2 separate regions of the Homo sapiens genome follow, and region 2 is linked to region 1. The links are chromatin loops, found by intact Hi-C in ENCODE. Cell type or tissue: PC-3. All regions are shown on one strand. Links, peaks and the distances in the headings refer to the core of each region. The heading gives the core; the rest is flanking DNA.

Region 1 (5,185 bases), core at 1-4,000:
AGGCCTGGAATTGGCCCAAGCTCTTTTACTGAAATAAGAAATGTACCTGCCTGCACAGCAGTGACCCTTGGCCATGACATGAAATATACCTGCGTGTCAGTACTGTTTGTGGATAACAGTAAGAAGGAAAGTTTGCACTTGGTTTCAGTGAGACCCCAGGAGGGCGCTGCGGTTAACACGGGTTATGTGACTAGGAGGATATGAGAAACCCCAGCCAGTATTCCATTTTGAGTTTCCTGGTTCTGAGGTGTTCCTTGCCCATGTCAGTGGTTCTGGATCTGGGAGAGAAAGCACAGGTCCCTACTGCCCTAACAAAGGGAGGACTGACCGTTGGTGCTGGCCCCCACCTCTTTGAATCCCTTGCTTGGAGAGAGAACTGATTTTTTCAAAGTTGAAGCTGAGTCTAACTCTGCTGGACATGTCCTTCCTTCACTATATCAACTCTAATAATCTCCCCAGAGATTCCCATTACGCCTATGGCATGAAACAGGTTTTTCTTATTGATGGGGATTGCCCTTGCTCCCCGGGAGCTGGTGAAACAGGCAGAATTTCAAGCCCCATCCTCACCCACTGAGACCCACCACCGACTCCTTAAGCTGAATGTGAATTTTAATGAGGCCCCCGGGTGATTTTGCAGTAAATTAAAGTTCGGAAATAGTCTAATAGTACCAGCTCATATCCTGGCTTCCCAGTCCTTTAAGATAGCGCTAGCCAATAGAGAATGTGTAATTTAAAATTTTCTAGTAGCCACATTGAACAAGTAAAGAAACAGGTGAAATCAATTTTAATATATTTAACACAGCATGTGCGAAATATTTCAATGTGTCATCGACATAATAATGACACGTTTTTCCTTTTTTGGTACTAAATTGTCAATCAGGTGTATATTTTACATTATAGCCCATCTCAGTTTGGATTAGCCACAGTTCAAGTGTTCAGGAGCTACAGCTGTGGAGAGATACATTTGGTCTTGATTTGCTGAGGATTTCATCAGATTCACTGTCAATGCTTAAATAGCCGCCTCAGTCATAATTTACATTAATATTAGGTGTAATCTTTGCCAAGTCCTTAGCCCAGTGCTTTTACATCAGGTCTCATATGAATCCTCACAGCATCGCTTTGAGGTAAAAACTGTTAAGATCCCCACTGAGTTTCAGAGAGGTTAGGTCTAAGCTGAAGCGTTTAGGAAGCAGTAATATCAGGATTTGAACCCAGGCAAGTCTGACTTCTGGGTTTGCAGCCTCCGCTGCAACTTCCTGCAGCTCTCATGACTACAGGGTTTTTTCTCGGTTTCAGTTTTTAGTTTTGTAAGCCATATTAAAAAGGCACCATTGGTATATGTATGAAATGCAATCTTCTTTCTTGAGGGGAACTTCAAAGAACTCGAGGAATGCCTCTTTCTTCTCTGGCTTTTCAGAGCTGGTGCAGAGTCCCTAAACAGAAGTTTCCTCATAGAGGGAATACCACGGACCAGGAGATTGCCTTTCCTGCTGCTCATTAGAATCACTTGGGGAGTTTTACATACTTGCTGCCCTGGGCATCGCCCACAGATATTCGAACTTAATTGATCTGGGCTGAGACTCTTGACATCTGCATTTTTAAAAAGTGGTCCCAGCGTGCAGCACTACCAGGAGCGCTTCTCCAACTTCATTGCCTTATGAATCACCTGGACTTCGAGTTGAAACACAGATTCTGACTCAGTGGTTCCGGGATGGGCCCGGAGAGCTTTTTCTTCTCATTTCCATCAAGCTCCCAGGTGATGCCAACAGTGTTGCTCTGTGGCTCCCACTCAGAGCAGCAAGCCACATCATAATCACCTGAGGGGTTTTTGCAAAACTACAAATTCCTGGCATCATGCCTGGAGTTTCTGATTCAGTAGGTCTGGGGTGGGGCCCAAGATCTTTACTTGAGAAGGCTCTTGCTTTCAATGTTTCACCATAAAGTATTGTGTTTACTCTAGGTTTTGTGTAGGGGCACTTCTAGTGTACATTTTTTTCGGTCATAAGTGGATGTTGAGTTTTATCAAGCCCCTTTTCTTCCTTTATGGAGATAGGTTTTTGGTTTGTGTTTTTGTAGAGAGGGCTTCTTACTGTGTTACCCAGGCTGGTCTCAAACTCCTGTCCTCAAGCAATTCTCCTGCCTCAGTCTCCCAAAGTGCTTAGGATTACAGGCGTGAGGGAGAACCTGTGTTTTCCCTCCTTGAACTTGTTAATGTGGTAGGCTATTTTAAGGGATTTTCTAGTATAACTTTGTAGCATTAACTAAGTTTGTATTGCTGGGATAAACTCAACAGGGTCATGTTCTTTCTTACTGCTGGGTTTGATTGCTAATACTTTCTTTAGGATTTTTACATCTTATATACATAAGATTTGGTATTAGTTTTCCTGTGCTGTCTTGGTCTAGTTTAGTATCATGCTTATGCTAGCCTTATAAAGTGAGTTGAGATATTCCCTTTTTCTGTTCTCTGGAAGTTTGTATAAGATTGGAGTTACTGGTTCCTTGAATGTTGCTAGAACTTGCACATGGAGCTGCCTGGGGCCTGGAAGATTATAAACTACCAGCAAATGTCTGCCAAATCTATAGCTGTGTCTGTCTTTTCATTCCTGCATCCTACTATTGTTTGTTTGTGCCCTCCTTTTTTCTTTATTAGTCTAACCAGAGGTTTGTCAGTTGTGGTTATGGCACCAACTTGATAATATAATTATGTTCATTTGTTTCCCTTTTAGGGCTTTTCCCCTGCTTTTTTGATTAATTTTTAACGAGTAAAAACTTTATATGATTTTGAAGTCACATTTATTTCAAGGTATATTCAGAAAAGTCTTGCTTTCACCCCATCTCTGACCAGGTATTCTGTTTCTTTCCCCCCCGTAGATGATCAATCTTATTAGTTTGTTCTTCTAAGTATCTTTTGCAAATTTGAGCAAGCACGTACATGTATTTTCCCCTTTTCTTGCACAAAAACATATTTCATACACTATTCAGCCTCTTGCCCTTTTCACTTAAAGAATATACCAGGAATCATTCTTCATTTTCTCCTCCTTTCTTTAGATTTATTCTGCTGTTTGGATGTTTCAAAACATAGTATTTTCATGATTATTTAGTTGTGATATTTTCTATTATGATTATTTCATTCACCTGCGAGCTGTTTAGAAGTATATTTTTACTTACAAATGTATTTTCTGGGTATTTTCAAAACTGATTTACAACTTAACTGCATTATGGTGAAAGAATATGATGTGAACACTCGTAGTTCTTTGAAATTTGTCAAGGATAGGCTTATGTGGTATTTTTGTGGCTGGCTTCTTTCACTTAGCATACTGCTTTTTATATTCATTTTTGTGTTGTTGCATGTATCAGCAGTTCCTGACTTTCTGTTGCTGAGTAGTATTCCATAGTATGGTTATAATGTAATTTATTCATTCAGTAGTTGATCATTTGAGTTGATTCAGTTTTTGGCCATTTTGAAAAAAAGCTGCCATGAACATTCACATACAAGTCTTTGTGTGGACTCATGCTTTTATTTGCTTCGTGTAAATACTTAGGTGTGGCATTGCTGGGCCATATGTTTAGTGTATGTTTAACTTTACAAGGAACTGTCAAACTGTTTTCCAAAGTGGCCATGCCATTGTGCCATTTTGCATTCCTACTGGCTTTAATTGTCTGCCTTTAAAATGTTAGCCATTTGACTGGGTGTATAATGGTATCTCATTGTATTTTTAACTTACAAATTCCTAGTGACTAGTAATAGTGAGCATGTCTTTATGTGCTTGTTGGCCATTAAGTTTATCTTCTTTGGTGAAGGATTTGCTGAAATCTTTTGCCCATTTCTTATTAAATTGGATTGTCTGTCTGAAGTTGTGAGGGTTCTTTTTATATTCTGGATACAAGTACTTCATCAGATATGTGATTTGCAAGCATGTTCTCTCAAACTGTGGTTTGTCTTTCATTTTCTTAACTGTGCCTGTGCAAGAGCAAGGAGTTTTGATTTTGATGAAGTCCTATTTACTTTTTCCCCTGTTATGGTTTGAGTTTTTGTGTTTTAAGAAATCTTTACTTAACCTAAGTTCACAAAAATTTTCCCCTGTGTTCCTTCCAGAACTTTTTTAGTCCTGCTCTTATGTTTAGATCTGTTTTGGCAGACAGATCTTTCCAACCCCTGGTGTTTATACCTGTGTGATCCCCTTCCCTTGAGTGTGAGCAGGACCTGTGACTTGCTTCTAGAATATAGACTAGAATATGGAAAAAGTGTAGGGATTCTACAGATATAATTAAGGTCACAACCAGTAGATTTTGAATTAATCAAAAGAGAAGTTATCCTGGGTAGGCCTGAATTAATCAGCACAAAACCCTTAAAAGAAGGTCTGGGTCCTCCCCGAGGTGAGATTCTCTTTGCTGACTTGTTGATGTGAGCAGCCACATTGAGGAAGGCCACATAGAAAGGAACTGCAGGTGGTCTCTAGGAACTAAAAGCTGCTTAGCAAAAAGCCAGGGCCTTCAACCATGCAGCCTAAAGGAAATGAGTTCTGCCAACACTCTGAATGAGCTTGGAAGCAGATTTTCCCCAGTTGAGCCTCCAGATGAGAATGCAGCCTGGCCATTACCTTGATTGCAACTTTGTGAGACCCTGAGCAGAGGACCCAGCTAAGCTGTGCCTGGACACCTGACCCACAGAAACTGTGAGATGATAAATGTGTGCTGTTTATGGCTGCTAAGTTTGTTATTCAGCAATATAAAACTAGTATGTCTATGTTCCATTTCAAGTTAATTTTGTATATTTTGTGAAGTAAGGGTAAAGATTCATTTATTTTTCCATATGGACATCAAACTGTTCCAGCATCATTTGTGGGAAAAGGCCCACACATTTTGGTAATTTTGTTGAAAATCAATTGACCATTGCTAGGACCTCAAAAAGAAGGGCCTAATTATAGTCTCTGTTCTGTTCCATTGATCTGTATGTCTATCCTTATACCAGTACTGCAGTGTCTTGATTACTGAGGCATTATAATAAGTCTGGGGATCAGGTAGTGGAAGTACTGCAACTTTTTTTTTTTTTTCTTTTCAAGATTGTTTTGAATATTCTTGGTCGCTTGCCTTTCCATACAAATTTTGGAATCATCTTGTCCAAGCCTGTTGGGATTTTGATAGGGATTTCATTGACTTTGTAGATCAATATTGACATCATGAC
Region 2 (4,000 bases), core at 1-4,000, 68 kb after region 1:
ACTGGAGAAGAAGTGTGCCGTCACCTGCCTTCTAGGAGCTTGCAACTAAGGATCAAGAATGAACGCAAGTAAAGAGCTCTCTACGAGAGAGGGGCTGCAAGTAATGGGAACCAAGTGCTGTGTGGAAGGAAGCAAGGAAAGACAGGCTCTTTGTGGCTTTTGTCTTTGTGGCACAGTACATGATACTATATGATAGGCTCTTGATAAATGTCAGATAAATCATGCTGGAAAGAACACACTGTCTTGTTATAAAATGTGTCAGCACAGACTTTGACATACACTCACCACGAGCTCACCCCCATCACCTTTGCAGGCTGCCCCAATACCATTGTCTAACTGGAGTCAAGTATAGATTATTCCAGACACTATCCATACGGTATCACTGCACCTAGTTCACAAAGCTCTCTTTTGGTCCTTAAATATTAATGGACATGTGATACTATCTAACATTGACAAAAATTGACTAAAAATTTAGGTATTCTCCCCTGCTAATTTTCAGGGTCTGTCATAAGTACCTTGGGGTTTTTTTTTTCCCCTAATAAGTAAATGTTTAAAAACAAAGGTTGAAGAAATTAAGACTTAATGTCACCTTGCCTTTTTCAAGTCTAGACATTTTTTTTCCTTAAAAGGATATTTGTGCAAAACTTTTGTATTGTCAGCCTAATATGAATTGTAATTTTTTTTAATTCACTTGTTATACACTTCTAGCCATAAAACCGCAGAAGTGATGCTGTGTTCTCAGTGCACCACCTTAGGAGACATGCTGTTGATTTGTCCCGTTATTAGTGATGTTAACTGTGATTATTCTGCTAAGGCAGTGTCTGTCATGTTTTTCCACTATAGCACTACTATTTTACCCATTAAAATTAATAAATGCTTTATGTAATGATTTTTTTAATTCACTTGCTTCTCCAGTTAGTAGTGTCTGTTCATATCTTCGCGATATAAATTGTACTTGAAAGTATGTTCTTTAGCTCATGTTGTTAGAACATGATGCTAATGAAGCTAGGGTTACAAGTTCAGTCTTCCTGTGCTCTGTTTGGACATGCTCTTCTGTACCATAGCCACAGACTACACCCCTACCCTGGCTGGCTGTCTGTCTTGCTAATGCATGCCTTGCTCACAAGGACAACTGGGCTAGGGTAGCCTGGCTCAGTTTTGTTCATGTATTCATTCAGTTCATATTTATTGAGCATCTACCGTGTCATTTGTGTATGTGGGTGAATTCTATGGGATTTGAAACAGAGAAAATTGAACAACTGTGCCCTTTCTACCATGCTTGGTTGCCATCTTGATCCAGTAGTCCCCATTATTCTGAATGAATGAGTGTCTACTGTAGAGCAGATAGAATTTCTTAACTTTTTATTTAGTCATGTTATTGATCCTTCTTACTTTATCATGGCCACCAATTTGTATTTATTTTTTCTAAAATGGCTTTTATAGGGAAGACTAAGTTCCCCATCACCTCTACATATTTATAGATTTACTATTAGGTACTATTAAGCGTGGTAATATGTTCTTTGCAGTATGCTTTCTAACCACCCGGCTGTTGGCTAAGTCTCAGAGCTTTGCTTCCACCCAGAAAACATATGTGCCTTTAATGTGAAATCATTAATATCTGATAGTTGGTTCTTTTTATAAAACCTCATGTAAAAATACAAAAGGAAGTGACATGAAAGAGATCTTATTTTGCATGTAAATAAGATATAAACTATAATAAAATATTGCTGGGTAGAGAAATAATCAATGTGCATTAAATGTTTCCATTAATGGATATGTATTCTCTTATTCTCAAACAGATTTCTCTTAATTTTATGAGTCTTTAATGTATGAGTAATGCACGTTCATTTTAAGCATTATAAAAAATACTGATAAGCAAAAAGGAGTCTGCCACCTAGTGAGAACCAGTGTTAACACTGTTGGTATATATCCTTTCAGACTTCCTTCTAAGCATATATCTACACACACACACACATATGTATATATATTTGAAAAAAGTGAAATTATTCTATAATTTGTGTCTCAGTCTATAGAAATTATTCTATAATTTGTGTCTTTATCTAGCAATATCTTGTAAACAACTTCCCATGTTGCTAAATATGATCCGCTCATATGCCAGTGTGTAGATGTACCATGATTTAATCAGTTTTCCATTGTGAGACATTCAGCTTCTGCTTAATCTTTTGCTATTGTAAGTAATGCTGTAATAAACATCTTTCAGTGGTTAGATATTTGTGTACTTAATTATCTATGGCTTCTAGATATGAATTTTAATAAGAATAATACAGTGCCATATACTGTAAAAGCACTCATGGTAGTTGACACTGTGAAATGAACATTATTTGTACCTGTTTAGCTCTGTAATAAGCATCCTTTTCAAAAAGTAGTAAGAATCCCCCCTCCTGCAAAGAAATTAAGAGGAGAAACAACTCAGAGGAGTAGCATTTCCTAACATGGCACCACAAAGAGAATAGGGGTCGGGAGGCCATTGCCTATGGCCCGACTGAAATTTACAACTTGATGAGGGTCTTTCTCAATAATAAATAATTTTTATTTTTAATAATTTCTCAAATTATTAAAATAATAAAAAATATTAAAAAATATTTTAATAATTTCTCAAATAATAAATCTTTTAAATGTGTAGCAAATTGCTCCTTTAAAGTGGTCTCATGTCTCTTGTCTCTCTTGATACCAGGGCCATAGAGGGAAAGGAAGGCAGATCTCATATGTGCTGTGCATTATAGATTGGAAGGTGGAGGTTTAGGTCCCACTGGTACCTTCTCCAAGGCTCCCAGTTCTGAGCCTTTGGACTCTTATTAGGCAGGGGCTACAATGGTGTTTTTAATTGATCTCTAGCATGGTGCAAGGACCATATTTGTTCTGAGAATGAATAAATATTACTGTATAATCTTTTCTCAATAACCTGTTGTCATTATAAACACTCATTTTTATAAACATCAATGTTTGTCATTTGCCATCATGGGGTAGGTAACTTCAGAGACATCAGGGAATTTGGTGTTATGTTGAGTGAGCCCACATGATTAAGCTTCTTTCGTTCTTTGTATCTGCATTTTGTAGTTTTTGCTAACTGACTTTCCTGGCTGCTGGGCCTGCCTCTATAAGCTAACACGAGCCAGTGTTTATTGCAGACTTTCTGGGCATTCTTCTTCAGGCCACCGAGCAACCCTATGAGATTATATTATTCTCCCCATTTTATGGAAGAGGAAAGGGAAGCCAGAGAAGCTGCGAGTGAAATGCCTGAGGTTAGAACCACGGCAGAGATGGCACTAGACCCCAAAGTCCACATTGTCGCCCACTGTGCTGCAGTTCTCCAGCTTCCCATTTTTAATAGCTTTATTGAGATCTACTTCACATACCAAACAATTTCCCATCTCAAGTGTACAATTCTGTCGTTTTTGGTATATTACATTATTAGCTACCTTTTACGTGTATTACTTTTCACATGCTATGAGCTTGGCAACCAGGGAGCAAATGTGCTAGACTTGTGTATAAAGTTAGAGAAGATAGGTTCTGAATCAGGGCTTGATGAGGTCTCCTAGGCATTGGATGTCCACACTGCACTGTGGAGACGAGCAGATCTATGCTCTTTGGGCTGTCCTGAGATCAGTTTTGCTCTGCTCAGGTTTTCTTCCTTCCTGTGTTAGATTCTAGAATTGAGACTGTTGGGAAAATGATCTGTAGACAGAGTTGGTATTATGAGAAACATATTGTACCAGAGACAATTTCCTTTACCTCTCACTTTTTGCCAAAGCTGCTTCTATATGATAACAAATCCAGTGCAAGCTACATAATTAAAATAGGATCAAGCTTTCAATTTCCTTTAAGTGATATAACTATTTTTAGGTAAGCAATTAATTTATATTGGATGTGGTGCTAATTAAGAAAAGACTGGTAATTGTACTTGTTTCTGAGTTATATTATTAAATGCATGTCTCTGGGCACACACACGCAGTGAGATTGCAAGTGAACAAGTATTCTA

What was found. Peaks named below come from ENCODE experiments on the same cell type or tissue, not always from the same donor. Only the 100,000 strongest peaks of a DNase experiment are listed, where the experiment ranks them.
Region 2: a loop joins it to region 1, with 2.7 times the contacts of the local background. A loop is called at or near these places in 5 of 110 quality-filtered maps.

The regions. Positions count from the first base shown.
Region 1 is chrX:150,573,786-150,578,970 of GRCh38, forward strand. All of the region lies in intron 1 of MTM1 (myotubularin 1), which reads left to right. Among named protein-coding and RNA genes, the nearest start is that of MTM1, 7.8 kb to the left of the region's middle. RefSeq lists enhancers at 258-307, 1,327-1,426. In PC-3, for the core only: no CTCF peak of the experiment used is centred there; a DNase peak (open chromatin) is centred at 1,806; H3K4me3 peaks cover 897 bases; H3K27ac peaks cover 2,122 bases.
Region 2 is chrX:150,641,565-150,645,564 of GRCh38, forward strand. The region is part of intron 8 of MTM1 (myotubularin 1); the gene reads left to right. Among named protein-coding and RNA genes, the nearest start is that of MTMR1, 50 kb to the right of the region's middle. In PC-3, for the core only: CTCF peaks have their summits at 1,929 (motif pointing left) and 2,129; no DNase peak of the experiment used is centred there.